Regions from separate parts of the Homo sapiens genome. Here all the other regions are linked to region 1. Evidence: chromatin contacts called from ENCODE Hi-C or POLR2A ChIA-PET data. All regions are on one chromosome and are shown on one strand. The core of a region is the stretch at or near the end of the contact, and the rest is flanking DNA. Distances in the headings are between cores, read along the strand shown. Region 1 holds the start of GP6-AS1 (GP6 antisense RNA 1). Region 2 holds the start of UBE2S (ubiquitin conjugating enzyme E2 S). Region 3 overlaps SSC5D (scavenger receptor cysteine rich family member with 5 domains).

The links. Hi-C counts contacts between places; a loop is a spot of excess contacts on that map. ChIA-PET counts read pairs that join two places held with the same protein, here RNA polymerase II (POLR2A). Pooled maps may share reads with other maps.
Region 2: a pooled map shows a loop between it and region 1 (7-fold over the local background). The contact joins the promoter of UBE2S here to the promoter of GP6-AS1 in region 1. A Hi-C loop is called at or near these places in 5 of 50 pooled maps. POLR2A ChIA-PET finds 5 or more read pairs at or near these places in 2 of 52 experiments (Caco-2 and activated B cell).
Region 3: a loop to region 1 is called in a pooled map, with 4 times the contacts of the local background. The contact joins the enhancer-like site here to the promoter of GP6-AS1 in region 1. A Hi-C loop is called at or near these places in 1 of 168 maps with a recorded cell type or tissue (CD8-positive, alpha-beta T cell) and 3 of 50 pooled maps. POLR2A ChIA-PET finds 5 or more read pairs at or near these places in 2 of 52 experiments (HEK293 and WTC11).

What each region holds. Positions count from the first base shown.
Region 1 is chr19:55,004,612-55,009,152 of GRCh38, reverse strand. It overlaps GP6-AS1 (GP6 antisense RNA 1), which reads right to left and starts at 2,926. Exons shown (of 3, transcript XR_001754013.3): 1 at 2,864-2,926; 2 at 2,689-2,736.
Region 2 is chr19:55,406,534-55,411,563 of GRCh38, reverse strand. It overlaps UBE2S (ubiquitin conjugating enzyme E2 S), which reads left to right and starts at 3,776. Exons shown (of 4, transcript NM_014501.3): 1 at 3,776-3,977; 2 at 4,602-4,749. The coding sequence starts at 3,975. It overlaps LOC105372462 (a long non-coding RNA gene), which reads right to left and starts at 3,419. Exons shown (of 3, transcript XR_936075.3): 1 at 1,632-3,419; 2 at 1,247-1,353. RefSeq lists enhancers at 3,018-3,127, 3,149-3,443, 3,800-4,313 and silencers at 3,548-3,597, 3,608-3,667, 3,678-4,147.
Region 3 is chr19:55,501,156-55,505,895 of GRCh38, reverse strand. SSC5D (scavenger receptor cysteine rich family member with 5 domains) reads right to left here. Exons shown (of 14, transcript NM_001144950.2): 12 at 4,695-4,740. Among named protein-coding and RNA genes, the nearest start is that of SSC5D, 15 kb to the right of the region's middle. RefSeq lists silencers at 2,011-2,060, 2,111-2,200. Within about 2 kb of position 2,000, at least 28 of the 41 ENCODE cell types and tissues checked have a DNase peak (open chromatin) inside an H3K27ac peak, as active enhancers do; they include CD8-positive, alpha-beta T cell, where a contact is called at or near this core.

The sequences.
Region 1 (4,541 bases), core at 1,677-4,176:
GCCCCCATTACTTCAGTCAAGCCCAAAGTTCATCCTCATCTGTTACCTATCTCGGCATAATTCTCATAAAAACACACGTGCTCTCCCTGCTGATCGTGTCTGACTGATCTCTCAAGCCCCAGCACCTTCTACAAAACAACAACTCCTTTCCTTCCTAGGCATGGTTAGCGCGGTCAGAACTCTTACACAAGAGCCAGGACCACACCCTGTAGCCTTTCTGTCCAAACAACTTGACCTTACTGTTTTAGCCTAGCCCTCATATCTGCGTGCTGTGGCTGCCGCTGCTTTAATACTTTTAGAGGCCCTCAAAATCACAAACTATGCTCAACTCACTCTCTACAGCTCTCATAATTTCCAAAATCTATTTTCTTACTCACACCTGATGCATATACTTTCTGCTCCCTGGCTCCTTCAGCTGTACTCACTCTTTGTTAAGTCCCACAATTACCATTGTTCCTGGCCCGGACTTCAATCTGGCCTCCCACATTATTCCAGATACCACACCTGACCCCCATGACTGCATCTCTCTGATCCACCTGACGTTCACCCCATTTCCCCACATTTCCTTCTTCCCTGTTTCTCACCCTGATCACACTTAGTTTATTGATGGCGGTTCCACCAGGCCTAATCGCCACACACCAGCAAAGGCAGGCTATGCTATGGTACAAGCCACTAGCCAGCCTCTTAGAACCTCTCATTTCCTTTCCATTGTGGAAATCTATCCTCAAAGAAATCACTTCTCAGTGTTGCATCAGCTATTCTACTACTCCTCATGGATTATTCAGGCCCCCTCCCTTCCCTACACATCAAGCTCAAGGATTTGCCCCCGCCCAGGACTGGCAAATTAGCTTTACTCAACATGCCCCGAGTAAGATAACTAAAATACCTCTTAGTCTAGGTAGACACTTTCACTGGGTAAGTACAGTCCTTTCCTACAGGGTCTGAGAAGGCCACCGCAGTCATTTCTTCCCTTCTGTCAGACATAATTCTTCAGTTTAGCCTTGTCATTCCCTTCTGTCAGACAAAATTCCTCAGTTCAGCCTTCCCACCTCTATACAGTCTGCTAACAGACCAGCCTTTATTAGTCAAATCAGCCAAGCATTTTTTCAGGCTCTTAGTATTCAGTGACAGACTAATGGTCTATTAAAAACACACCTCACCAAGCTCAGCCACCAACTTAAAAAGGACTGGACAATACTTTTACCATTTTCGCTTCCAGAATTCAGGCCTGTCCTTGGAATGCTACAAGATACAGCCCATTTAAGCTCCTGTGTAGACACTCCTTTTTATTAGGCCCCAGTCTCATTCCAGACACCAGACCAACTTAGATTGTGCCCCAAAAAACTTGTCATCCCTACTATCTTCTGTCTAGTCATACTCCTATTCACCGTTCTCAACTACTCACACATGCCCTGCTCTTGTTTACACTGCCAGTTTACACTGTTTCTCCAAGCCAGCACAGCTGGTATCTCCTGGTACTATCCCCATACCGCCACTGTTAACTCTTAAAATAAATAAATAATCTTTGCTGGCAAGGCTATGCTGAACCTCCTTAGGCACTTTCTAATTAGATGTCCTGAGTCGTCCCAATTCTTAGACCTTTAATACCTGTTTTTCTCCTTTCCTTATTCCCTTTAGTTTTTCAATTCATACAAAACTGTATCCAGGCCATCACCAATAATTCTAAATGACAAATGTTTCTTTTAACAATCCCACAATGTCACCCCTTACCACAAAATCTTCCTTCAGCTTAATCGCTCCCACTTTAGGTTCCCACGCCGCCCCTAATCCTGCTCAAAGCAGCCTTGAGAAACATCACCCATTATCTCTCCATACCACCCCCAAAAATTTTTGCTGTCCCAACACTTTACCCCTATTTCATTTTATTTTTCTTATTAATATAAGAAGACAGGAATGTCAGGCCTCTGAGCCCAAGCTAAGCCATCATATCCCCTGTGACCTGCACGTACACATCCAGATGGCCGGTTCGTGCCTTAACTGATGACATTCCACCACAAAAGAAGCGAAAATGGCCTGTTCCTGCCTTAACTGATGACATTGTCTTGTGAAATTCCTTCTCCTGGCTCATCCTGGCTCAAAAGCTCCCCTACTGAGCACCTTATGACCCCGACTCTGCCCGCCAGAGAACAACCCCCCTTTGACTGTAATTTTCCTTTACCTACCCACATCCTATAAAACGGCCCCACCCCTATCCCCCTTCGCTGACTCTCTTGTCAGACTCAGCCCACCTGCACCCAGGTGATTAAAAGCTTTATTGCTCACACAAAGCCTGTTTGGTGGTCTCTTCACACGGACGTGCATGAAAGGTGCGTGTATATTTTTGTAACACAATAAATAATAACAGTATACACTTTTTCTTTTAGAAGTATGCTGTTAAACAGAATTAAGAACAGGAAGTCTCAAAATTGTTTCTTTCAGGAGAGAAGACTTATTAATGGGGGAGAGTTCTGAACCACTTGCTTTGCATACTGCCACTTAGTTAAAAAATCGCATTTTAACTTAAAAATATCCAAAAATAACACAGTTTTATAATAAATTATTACGAATATCACAAAATAATAAAAATACAAGTAATGCAGAGTGGAAATGCAAAGCTATGAGTGCTAGACGGCTAACAAGTCATAACAAACAACACCAAAATTAAAGAACAAGATAGTTGTGACTTACCTTGGTCAATCACTTTCCATAGTAGTCATTCAATCCAGGATCTCATCTCTGAAAATGAAGGAAAAAAGCAACAGAAAATAGTGTAGAGGTCTCTGGTGTTCCAAGAATAGGCGCTGCAGAGAGATGTGGGTGCCTGGGCTGTGCCCAGTCACTGAAATGGCACACCTGATGCTACCTGTTCACTTCGGGCTGAGCAGGAGAGAGAAAAGACGTTCCCCTCAGCCACTTCCCGTCTTCTGATTTCACTTCTTGCCTGCCTCCGACTGCAAATCCTGGTTTGACGTCACTTCCTGTCTTCTGATTTTACTTCCTGTATGACCTCACTTCCTGTCTTCTACAACCACTTCCTGTCTTCTTACTTCACTTCCTGTCTTCTGACTTTACTTCCTGTATGACTTCACTTCTTGTCTTCTACCACCACTTCCTGTCTTCCGAATTTACCTCCTATCTTGACTTCACTTCTTGTTTTTTTTTTTTTTTTTTGACAGGGTCTCGCTCTGTCTCCTAGGGTGGAGTGCAGTTGTGCCAGCTTGAAACCACCTTTCCAAAATTATGACTGAGACAGTGAAAGAGATTTAACTGACTCCATTTTGCTTCTAACCTCCAAGCTGTCCTTTTTCATTCCTGGGCATAGGCTGAACTTTGGGAGAAACTTATAGTTTAAACAAAGATGATAGCCCTTTTCCAAAGCACACCTCTTTGTTGCCTGGGGACTAGATTGGCCCTGTAGGACGAACATTAGCCACGAGATTAGAAATTATGACTTAGGAGTCATGCAGCTGGAGGCTACAAGATTGTGACCCTCCCTAAACTGCTTCTAAGATCAGCGTTTAACTTGCAGACCCTGTACTTGATGGATCAGCTGGCACCACCCATATCAATAAACTGGCCCATCTTATCTTTTGGCCTCCACTCAGGAACTGAGTGCAAGAAGATAGCTTTGGCTCCCACGATTTCATCCCTGACCAAACAGCACTCCTGGCTCACTGGCTTCCCACCCACCCACCAAGTTATCCTTAAAAACGCTTCCTGAATGCTGGGAGACACTGATTTGAATAATAATAAAACTCTGGTCTCTCGTAGAGCCAGCTCTGCATGAATTATTCTCTATTGCGATTCCCTGTCTTGACGAATCAGCTCTGTCTAGGCAGTGGGCAAGGTGAACACATTGGACTATTACAATCTTGGCTCACTGCAACCTCCACCGCCTGGGTTCAAGTGATTCTCCTGCCTCAGACTCCCAAGTAGCTGAGATCACAGACGTGCACTACCATGCTCAGCTACATTTTTTTTTCTGTCCCCCGGGCTGGAGTGCAATGGTGCGATCTCGGCTCATTGCAACCTCCGCCTTCCGGGTTTAAGCGATTCTCCTGCCTCAGCCTCCAGAGTAGCTGGGATTACAGGCATGCACCACCAAGCCTGGCTACTTTTGGTATTTTTAGTAGAGACAGGGTTTCACCATGTTGGCCAGGCTGGTCTCAAACTCCTGACCTCATGTGATCCACCTGCCTCTGCCTCCCAAAGTGCTGGGATTACAGGTGCGATCCACCATGCCCAGCCCATTCCGTCTTCTGACTTGACTTCCTGCCTGACTTCACTTCCTGAAGGATGTGGTTACCATGGAAGTTGTTTTGGGGCACAGGATGTGGTCTGGGATTGGGGATTGTGAAAAGCAAGACCCTCACCGGGGTCTTTCTTCCAGAGCTGCAGCTGAGCCACAGGATCTTGAACAGGAGAGAGTTCTTCCTATTCTTGTGGAAGAGCTGAGGATTGAGAAAAGCGCGGCTTAGCTCATGGGAGTGACCTTAGCTTTGAGAAGCCTGAAAATGAGGCTTGGAGGTAGAGAGTGGTGT
Region 2 (5,030 bases), core at 2,527-5,026, 400 kb before region 1:
GTATAACATCTTCAGTCTGTCTGGCGCCCTGCTAGGGACTGAGGACAAGATCCCTGCTCTGCTGGGGCTAATCTTCTAGTTGGGAAGAGTCAAACACACAATCAGGCAAATAATTGCAAATCCTGATAGATCATGAAGTTCAAAGAGGATGAAGCAAAGAGAGCATGGGAGGGGAGGAAAGAGGAGAGAAGCTGCCGTGAAGGGGTGACGAGTTAGGGTAAACCTAGGAGATGAGAAGAAGGAAAGGGGAAAAGCACGACCGGCACAGAGAACTGCCTGTCCAACTGTCCTCAGGGTAAAAAGCTTGGCGTATTCCAGGAACAAACAGAAAAAGGCAAGGAAGCCTCAGGAGATGGTGCAAGGGCTTATGGGTTTTTGGGGAGTCTGGGGCTTATGCAAAATGTAGTGGGGAGGAGGACTCTTGAGTTTTCAGCTGGGGTGGGGCACGTGGGATATGTGTAAAGCAGGGAGCAAACTATAGCTCAGGGGCCTACTTTGGCCACTGCCTGTTTTTGGAAACACACCCATTAGTTTTCTTAGGAGCTACAAGGGCAGAGTTTAGTGAGTTGGACCAGAGACCAATGGACCACAGCATTGGAAAACCTTTTTGGAAAAGGTCTGCCTTCCCGGTTTTCAGGTGATTATTTAGGGTACAGGTGATCCCTCCCGCTCCCTCACCCCAAGTCCAATCTATACCAGTTGCTGTTGACATCATCTCATCACTTCCCCCATTCCTAATGCCACCAATCCTGCTTGGAGCCACCATCATCCCACCTGAACAAAGGTAATCACCTCCTCATTGGCCTCCCTGTTTCTGTTCATAAGTCTGAAGGAGTCATTCTCTGCTCAAAGCCACCAATGGCTCCCCATTGCTCAAAAAACAGACATACTTTTCACCATGGCCTAGGAGGCCCACCAGCAGCCCCTCACCTCTCCCACCTCAGAGCCCTCTACTTGCTCTGCCTCACTCCAATCCAGCCTCGCTGGCCTCCTAATGTTCCCTAAAAGCACCAAGCACAATCTTCTTGACACCTGCTGTTCCCTTTGCTCAAAATGCTTTTCCCATAGACCTTCCAACAGCCCAAATGACCTTTCCTCAGACAGATTCTCCCTGCCCAGCCAAGGTAAAATGGCAGCCCCATCCCTCCCTCTCAAACCTCCCCCTCCCACTAATTGTTCCTGTCTTTATCACTTGCTGATTGTTCTTCAGTCTTTATCACTTGCTGACATGATGGTATAGACTTACTTGCTATCTGGCTCCCGCACCAGGATGTAAGATCCATGAAAGTCGAGGCTTTGTCCCTTTTATTCTCTGCTGTATCCCATAGCATCCTGACAGCTAGAGTGTAGACACTAATAAAGAAGAACAAATGTATTGAATAAATGCAGGTATCCAGAGGGGATCATAATAATTAATAATATCCACCCATTATGGTTGTTACAAGGATTAAATGACATCAAGCATGTAAAGAAACTAGAACAGGGTCTGGCACACAGCAAATAATACATAATAACCATTAGTATTATCATCATTATTGTTATGTCTTTTGGGTGGATTTTTAAGATCAAGACGAATTTAGCCACTAGCTTTGCCTTGTCCCAGCTGGGGAACCCCGAGCAAGTCACTTTACCTCCTGCTCCTTCAGCTTCCTTGTCTGTTAATTGGGTTGGAATCCTCCACACCCAGCAGGCTAAAATTGAAGATCAGCAAAATGCTTATCGGCAAAATGGGATGACGTTGACTCTAAGCAGGACTGGTGGCATAGCGGATGGGGGGACGTGATGAGATTCAGTAGATGACGTCAACAGGAACTGGTATAGATTGGACCTGGGGTGAGGGAGCAGGAAGGGATCACCTGAAGCCATTTCTCCACAAACTAGTTATGATGATGACTTTTTATGCTGTAGCTGTTTCTTCAGTTGTTTTGGGTTTGTTTGTTTTGTACATATTGGTGGGGGTCTCTCACTATGTTGCCCAGGCTGGTCTTGAACTCCTGGGCTCAAGTGATCGACCTACCTTGGCCTCCCAAAGTGCTGGGATTATGGGCGTAGTCACTGTACCCGACCATGTAGGTTTTGTTTTTTGGTTTTTTTTTTTTTTTTGCTTTTTTGTTTTTTGAGACAGGGTCTTGCTCTGTTGCCCAGGCTGGGGTGCAGTGGCGAGATCTCAGTTCACTGCAACCTCCACATCCCGGCTTTAACCGATTCTCCCATCTCAGCCTCACGAGTAGCTGGGATTACAGGGCTGCATCAACACACCTGGCTAATTTTTGTATTTTTAGTACAGATGGGGTTTCACCATGTTGGCCAGGCTGGTCTCAAACTCCTGACCTCAGGTGATCTGCCAGCTTCAGCCTCCCAAAGTGCTGGGATTACAGGCGTGAGCTACCACGCCTGGCCTTGGCCATGTAGATTTCTTTCACACCTTCCTTATTCCTTCTTCAGAAGCTGAGGCCCCATGAGGGGAAGCTGGTAGCCAGGGGTCTTTTCAGGTACCTGTGGCCAAATTAGGCCCAGATGTTAATGCTCTCATCCATGGCTGAAAAAGGCCAAGAAACTAAGAAGAGCTGTGGACGCACAGACTGGCAGAGACACCGAGAGGGCACTGCGACCGCACTGCACAGATGAGCAAAGGAAGGCCAACTTCAGCATTCCCTCCTCCTCTCTAAGCCCCTCCAAAAGGCCTGCTCAGGGAGCTCTGGCCACCGTTCTCAAGCAATTGCCTGACGTTTTTACTGACACTGAGGGCTGGAGATGGTCCCTTTTCCAGGCAGCTATGTGTCCATTTCCTAGAGAGGGAAACTGAGTCCCAGAGAAGGCGGGTGTGGCTGGAGGCCATGGGTCAGTCATAGGCATAACCATGCCGTGAATAACCGTCTTGGCACTCTCTGACTTCTTTCCCTGGCAATACAACGGATCCCAGTGCCCATTTGTCACATAAGGAAACTGAGGCTGGCGTCTTCGATGAAGCCTGGCAGGAGTGGGGGTCACACACGGAGTGCAAGGCTGTCCAAGCCTTCAAGGTCATTCTGACTGATCTTTGAGCCTTAGCAATACAGGACGTGGGTCCAAGAGCATTTCCAGCACAAAATGGCGCCTCATAGAAAAATGTAGTCGGAGTTCCAGCGCCCACCTCCACCACGGCTCAAAGGAGGGGGCGCGGGCGGCAGCGCACACTTCATTTGCATATACAAAAATCAACGGATTTCGTTGGCTGGCAGCGGTTTGATCTGCACGAAACTGGGTCGCCCTCTGACCGGTCTCTATCAGTCATTGGCCCATGCGAGTCTCGTGACCCACCAGTCACTAAAGCGCATCCCTATTGGCCCGAGCGCCTTCCATCACGCGTTTAAAACCCCGAGTCCCGCCTCCCCTCGCCACGCTCCGGCCCCCAGGAAGACCGTTAGTCGCGTGCGCGACTTCCTCAGCGTCAGGGCGCGCCCGCGCGTATGCCGGGCCGTGGCGGCGTCTCATTCAAACGGTCCAATCAGCGGCCGCGTCGCCTTCCCCGTCCCCCTTCCTCTCTTCTTCCCCTTTTCAGCCCCTCCGTTCTTTGAGAACCCTCCCGACCCCCGCGGGCCCCCATTGGCCGGCCCGCTACCCAGCCCTCTCCGCCACTTCCCTCGCTTCTGACCATAGTTTGCGGGGAAGGGAGCGAGCGCGTCGAAAACCAAGGAACGTGCGCGCTGACGTCACGGTTGAGGCTCGGAGCTGAGGGGCCGCGGAGGGCGTGGCCTGCGGGCGGTTATAAAGAGGCAGTGGTGCGCGCGCGGCCGGCTCAGTGCTGCCGGGCACCGGGGCGGCGGGTTGGTCTACGCTGTGCGCGGCGGACGTCGGAGGCAGCGGGGAGCGGAGCGGGGCCGCCGGGGCCTCTCCAGGGCCGCAGCGGCAGCAGTTGGGCCCCCCGCCCCGGCCGGCGGACCGAAGAACGCAGGAAGGGGGCCGGGGGGACCCGCCCCCGGCCGGCCGCAGCCATGGTGAGCACGGGCGATGAGGCCCATGAAGGTGGTCGGGGGTGTCCCTGAGGGAGGAGGTGGAGTCTCAGGGGCCTCCGACGGGCGGCCTTGAGGGGTTTGAGGGCCAGCCTGGGGGTCCCTGACCCGGGATGGGCCCGAGGGCCTTCCCGCAGGCGGAGCAGGAGCTCGGGCGGCCCGCAGTCTCCCTGGCGGCGAGGGCTCCGGGCGCTTTGCGGCCCGCCCATGGGTGTTACCAGGAGCAAGGACGCCCCGCCGCCATCTCCAGACCTGAGCCGGGGTTTCAAGGATGCTCTAACCAAAAATTAGTGGAGAAGGGGGAGAGAGTAGATCTCTGGCCTACGTGGAACCACTGGGGACCAAGCAGGGTTAGGAGCGGGCTTTGGGGGGGGGGTTCTGGGGTGGGTGGAGTTATCTGCAAGCCCCCCCGTGAACCCGCCCCCATTTCTGTTGGAAACTCTGCCTGGGCTGATGGCCTGAAGCATCCTGGGTGAGGGTCTGGGAGTTCAAGGGTGATTGACAGCCTGGGGCCACTGAGTCAAGACTTGGGCAGTCTCAGCATCTTTAGGCCCTGCGGGAAGCCCAGCTCTTAACACTCGCTCACCCTGCTCTCCCATCCGTGCCCAGAACTCCAACGTGGAGAACCTACCCCCGCACATCATCCGCCTGGTGTACAAGGAGGTGACGACACTGACCGCAGACCCACCCGATGGCATCAAGGTCTTTCCCAACGAGGAGGACCTCACCGACCTCCAGGTCACCATCGAGGGCCCTGGTGAGTTTGGAAGGAAAAAGAGAAGGGGCTGCTGCTTAGATCCTCCATCACCCTGCTCTAGATCACCCTAGCGGGAAGTACCCATTACAGGCTGGCCTCGTGTCAGGTGTTGGGATGCATTGGTGGACAGGGCAGGACGCCACAAATGACAATTATGTACTCTTTTCCCACAAGGGTTGAGAAATATCTGGTCATTGAGTTAGTATATCATGGGACGGTACTCTAGATTTGAAGCAAGGCTTTCAGACATGGCTTCCCTGGACCTGAGGGTGGGTAGGAAT
Region 3 (4,740 bases), core at 751-3,250, 500 kb before region 1:
GAGTGGTGGCACACGCCTGTAATCCCAGCTACTCAGGAGGCTGAGGCATAAGAATTGCTTGAACCTGGGCAGCAGAGGCTGCAGTGAGCCGAGATCATACCACTGCACTCCAGCCTGGGCGACAGAGTGAGACTCTGTCTCATAAATAAATAAATAAAATCAGAGAACCTTTCAAGCCACAGTGAGAGAGAAAAATACGAAGGCAGAGGAAAGGTCAGAGAGATGCAATGTTGCTGGCTTTGATGATGGGGGATGGAGCCACAAGCCAAGGAATGTAGGTGGCCTCTAGAAGCTGGAAAAGGCAGGGAAATGGATTCTCCCCTAGAGCCTTCCAAAGGGAACCACCCTGCTGGCGCCTTGATCTTAGCCCACTAAGCAAGTCTGACTTCTGACCTACAAAACTGCAAAATAATAAGTCTGCGTTGTTTTAAACCACTAAATTTGTGGCGATGTATTATGGCAGCAATTGAAATAGATACAGATCTTTCACAGAGCTTAAAGTCTAGCAGAGATGGATAACACCGATGAAAATTTCTGGCAATGCAAATTTCTCCCACCCTTTGCTTCTCTGAGAATTCATTTCTCCTTGTGGCCTGCTGATGAAATAATATCATCTCCCCTGTGAGGTTTCCTTGATTTCTCTACTACAAATAATCGCTCGTTCCCTGAAATCCTGCAGCTGTTGTTCGTTTTCAGCAAATAACCCTAACAAACAATATTCTGCGGTTTTAAACGATTTCACACACATTTTGTTCATTGAATTGGGGCCTGCAGTCACCCAACTAGTTCTAATCCGGGTTGGAACCACGATTGGAACCTGGTAGGAGAGTCGGACTCCAGACTCGTGCTTCTATTTTAGCATATGGTTCCCAATCCAAGGAGCAAAACGTGTGAAATCACTTAAAACAGGTTATAATCGTGGCTCCTAAGTTAAACTTCTCTGAGCCTCACTTTTTACCCCATCTGAAACACAGGTGTAGCAACAGTTTCTATGGCCTGAAGTTGGGGTCATGCATGCCCAGCACAGACTAGGTGAGCTCTCGTTCCACCTTTCCAACAACCCTGGCGCCCCATTTTTTTTCCAGAGAAAGAAACAGGTGGCCGGGCGCGGTGGCTCACACCTGTAATCTCAGCACTTCGGGAGGCCAAGGCGAGTGGATCACGAGGTCGGCTTTGAGACCAGCCTGGCCAACATGGTGAAACCCCGTCTCTACTAAAAATACAAAAATTAGCCCGGTGTGGTGGCGTGCGCCTGTAATCCCAGCTACACAGGAGGCTGCAGCAGGAGAATCGTTTAAACCTGGGAGGCAGAGGTTGCAGTGAGCTGAGATAGCGCCACTGCACTCCAGCGTGGGTGACAGAGCGAGACTCCGTCTCAATAAATAATAAATAAATAAAACAATATAAATAAGAAACGGGGACTCAAAGAGACCAAGTCACTTTTTCAAGGTTACATTGCTCCTGAAGCTAAGAATGCATGCCTGCCTCGTCTCCCACTCCACCCCGCATACGCCTCCAAGTCTTCCTATTGATAAGGTGGCACACATGGCTGTCTTTTCATTTCACCGGCGCAGTTTGTGATTCTGCATTTATTTCTGCTCATTGGCTGCCTCCCTACCCTACGGGAGGGGTCCCGAGGCCGGACCCGCTGTCTCCGCAGCCGCTGTGCCCGGCACGTGCCCGCCTCCACCACGAGGGGGCGCTATGGGCTAGGGAGGCGCTGCAACCCTGGCAGTCCTTGAACGAGGAGCATCACCTCTCGGAGCTCCCGCTTCCGGCTCTGGAAACGGAATGATAGCTCTAACTCACAGCTGGAGCCCACCCACCCCCAAGTCACGGCGCCTCTAGGGCCTGCTTCCTCCCTCCCTTTCCCCACCTCAAGGCCCGCTTCTTGGGGCCTGGTTGCCCTTCGCCCAGCTATTATTACTGCGGGCGATGCGCCGGCTGGCCAATCAGGAGGCGCAGCGCGCCTGTGACGTCACGAGGTGCGAGGCAGATGAACGCCTGCCCCATCCCGTCCCTCCATTCCCGGGCCCACCGCGCCTGCGCATGCGTGCTGAGCGCCAGAAAAAAAAAAGGCGGGAAAGGACGCTTGCGGCGAGACTCTCCTGCGGGAGCGGGAGGCTTGGGCCTCTCAGGAGGGCACAGGTACGGGGCGCGGGGCGACAGAGGCAGAAACCCAGGCAGCCCCAGACGGCGAGCAGGGCGGGAGAGTGGAAGGGAGGGAGAAGACGGAGAAACAGCGACTGCGACGGGCACAGAGGGAGGACAGAAACGCTGCCCCTTAGGTGGGGAGTGAAACCTCCCGTGAGGGAGCGGCGAGGGCGGCGGGGACGGTGAGAAACGGACAGAGGAGCCCGCGGGAGACAGAAACGGAGGGAAGGGGGCTGACCATGAGAGAAACGAGGGGGAGAGAGAAGAGAGCACGCGGGAGACTGCAGGGAAGGCGCGGGAGATGGAGACTCAGAAAACAACCGTAAGAGACAAAGGAAAAGATACCACAGCGCTGGGCCTGGGGAGAGAACGCAGTGAGAAATGGAGACGATGAGAGTATGAGGTGATATAGCAAAACCGACCGTGAAAAATCGAGTGAGAAGCAGGTGGCGAAGCTGAGAACTGAAAGTGAAAGACAAGAGGACGGAAGATACAGAAACAGTTTGGGCCCAGTGGCTCCCGCCTGCAATTCCAGCACTTTGGGAGGCCGCAGCAAGCCGATGACTTGAGCCCAAGAGTTTGAGACCAGCCTGGGCAACATAGTGAGAACCCATCTCGACAAAAAATCAGGCCGGGAGCAGTGGCTCACCCCTGTAATCCCAGCACTTTGGGAGGCCGAGGCAGGCGGATCACGAGGTCAGGAATTTGAGACCAGCCTGGCCAACATGGTGAAACCCGTCTCTACTAAAAATACAAAAATTAGCCGGGAGTGGTGGCACACGCCTGTAATCCCAGCTATTCAGGAGGCTGAGGCAGGAGAATCACTTGAACCCGGGAGGTGGAGGTTGCAGTGAGCCGAGACCACGCCACTGCACTCCAGCCTGGGCAACACAGCAAGACTCTGTCTCAAAAAAAAAAATTAGCCAGGCATGGTGGTGTGCATCTGTAATCCCAGCTATTCAGGAGGCTGAGGTCGGAGGATCACCTGAGCCTGGGAGTTCAAGGCTGCAGTGAACTGAGATCGCACCACTGCACTTCAGCCTGGGCAACAGAGCAAGATCCTGTCTCAAAAAAGAGAGAGAGAAATTTACCATGAAAAATGGAGTGAGAAACAGAGGTGGTGAAGGTGAGATCTGAAAGAAAAGTGAAAGACTGAGGGGGAAAGACAGATAAATTGACCAGGAAAAACTAGGTGAGAAACAGAGATGAGAGTGTGAGACTGATAATGAAACAAAAAGACAGAAGGACAAGGGAGAAAAAAATAAAGAGAAACTGACCACGAAAACTGGAGTGAGAAATAGATGTAATGAGGGTGAGAAATTGAAAAAGAAAGACAGGGAAAAAGAAATGATGGGAATATGAAACTGACAACGAAAGAAAAAAAATGAGAAAGATGGTGAGAGAGAGCAAAAGAAATTACCATGAAAAAAATACGGCATAAAGACGAGTGTGAGAAATTGAAAATGAAAGGCAAAAAGAGATTGGCACAGAGAAGAAAAGATAGAGAATTTGATCATGGAAAATGAAGTGAGGCCAGGCATGGTGGCTCACACTTATAAACCCAGACATAAGCCCAGCACTTTGAGAGAGTGAGACAGGAGGATCGCCTGAGCTCAGGAGTTTGAGACCAGCCTGGGCAACATAGTGAGCCCGTCTCTACAAAAATTAAAAATGAGCCGGGTGTGGTGGCGCACATCTGTAGTCCCACCTTTTCAGGAAGCTGAGGCAGGAGGATCGCTTGGGCCCGGGCAGTCAAGGCTGCAGTGAGCTGAGATCACACCACTGCACTCCATCCTGGGCAATACAGAGATAGAGATGATGAGGGTGAGAAATGGATAATGAAAAAAAGAGACCAACAGCAAGTGAGAAACAGGAGCAGAGATGGATTCGCAGGGATCCTGAGAGATGGGGATACAAGGAAGACAGGCAAAGAAAAAGGCAGAAGAATGTGGTGACAGTGATGTGGGGGCCAAAGCGGGGCGTGGTCCCAGGTGTGGAAGGAGCTGCAGCAGCAAGACAGAGGCCATAGAGCAGAGGGGGATGGAGCTGTGGCCCTGGAGGCTGATTCTGCTGGCCAGAGGGAGGGGATGGCCAGGGTAAGGAGAGAAGCTGCACTCCAGGAGTCCCCACCTCTGAGCCATACCAGGCCCGGACCAGAGCGTGAGCTTCAAGAATGGGTGAGGTTTCGCTTGCTCTGGGGGAGCTGGGGTGGGGACGATGATGTGATGACAGAATGGCCCTTGGTTGTGGGTTTGACTGAGGGCCCCAGGCTTGCATATTGTGTGGCTTACAGGAGGGCCATGGGCTCAGGATTGCTGAGCTTAGCCTGATCTCTTAGATGGTGTCCTTGGCTCTGAAGAAGTGTCACCATTGAGCCCAAGGAGGTAATGCGTTTAGGGTCTCAGGAGCCAAGGAAAACCTTTCCAGGGTGCCCCGAGGCCTCAGCCAGCTCATTGAGAAGGGTCTTTCTGGAAACCCTGCAGGGAAGCGAATGGAGGTTTATGGAGGCCCTCCATGGCCACCCCAATCAGGCCTCTCACCTGTGTCCGGCAGGCGCCTTATTGCTGGGGAGGAGCTACCCGGGCG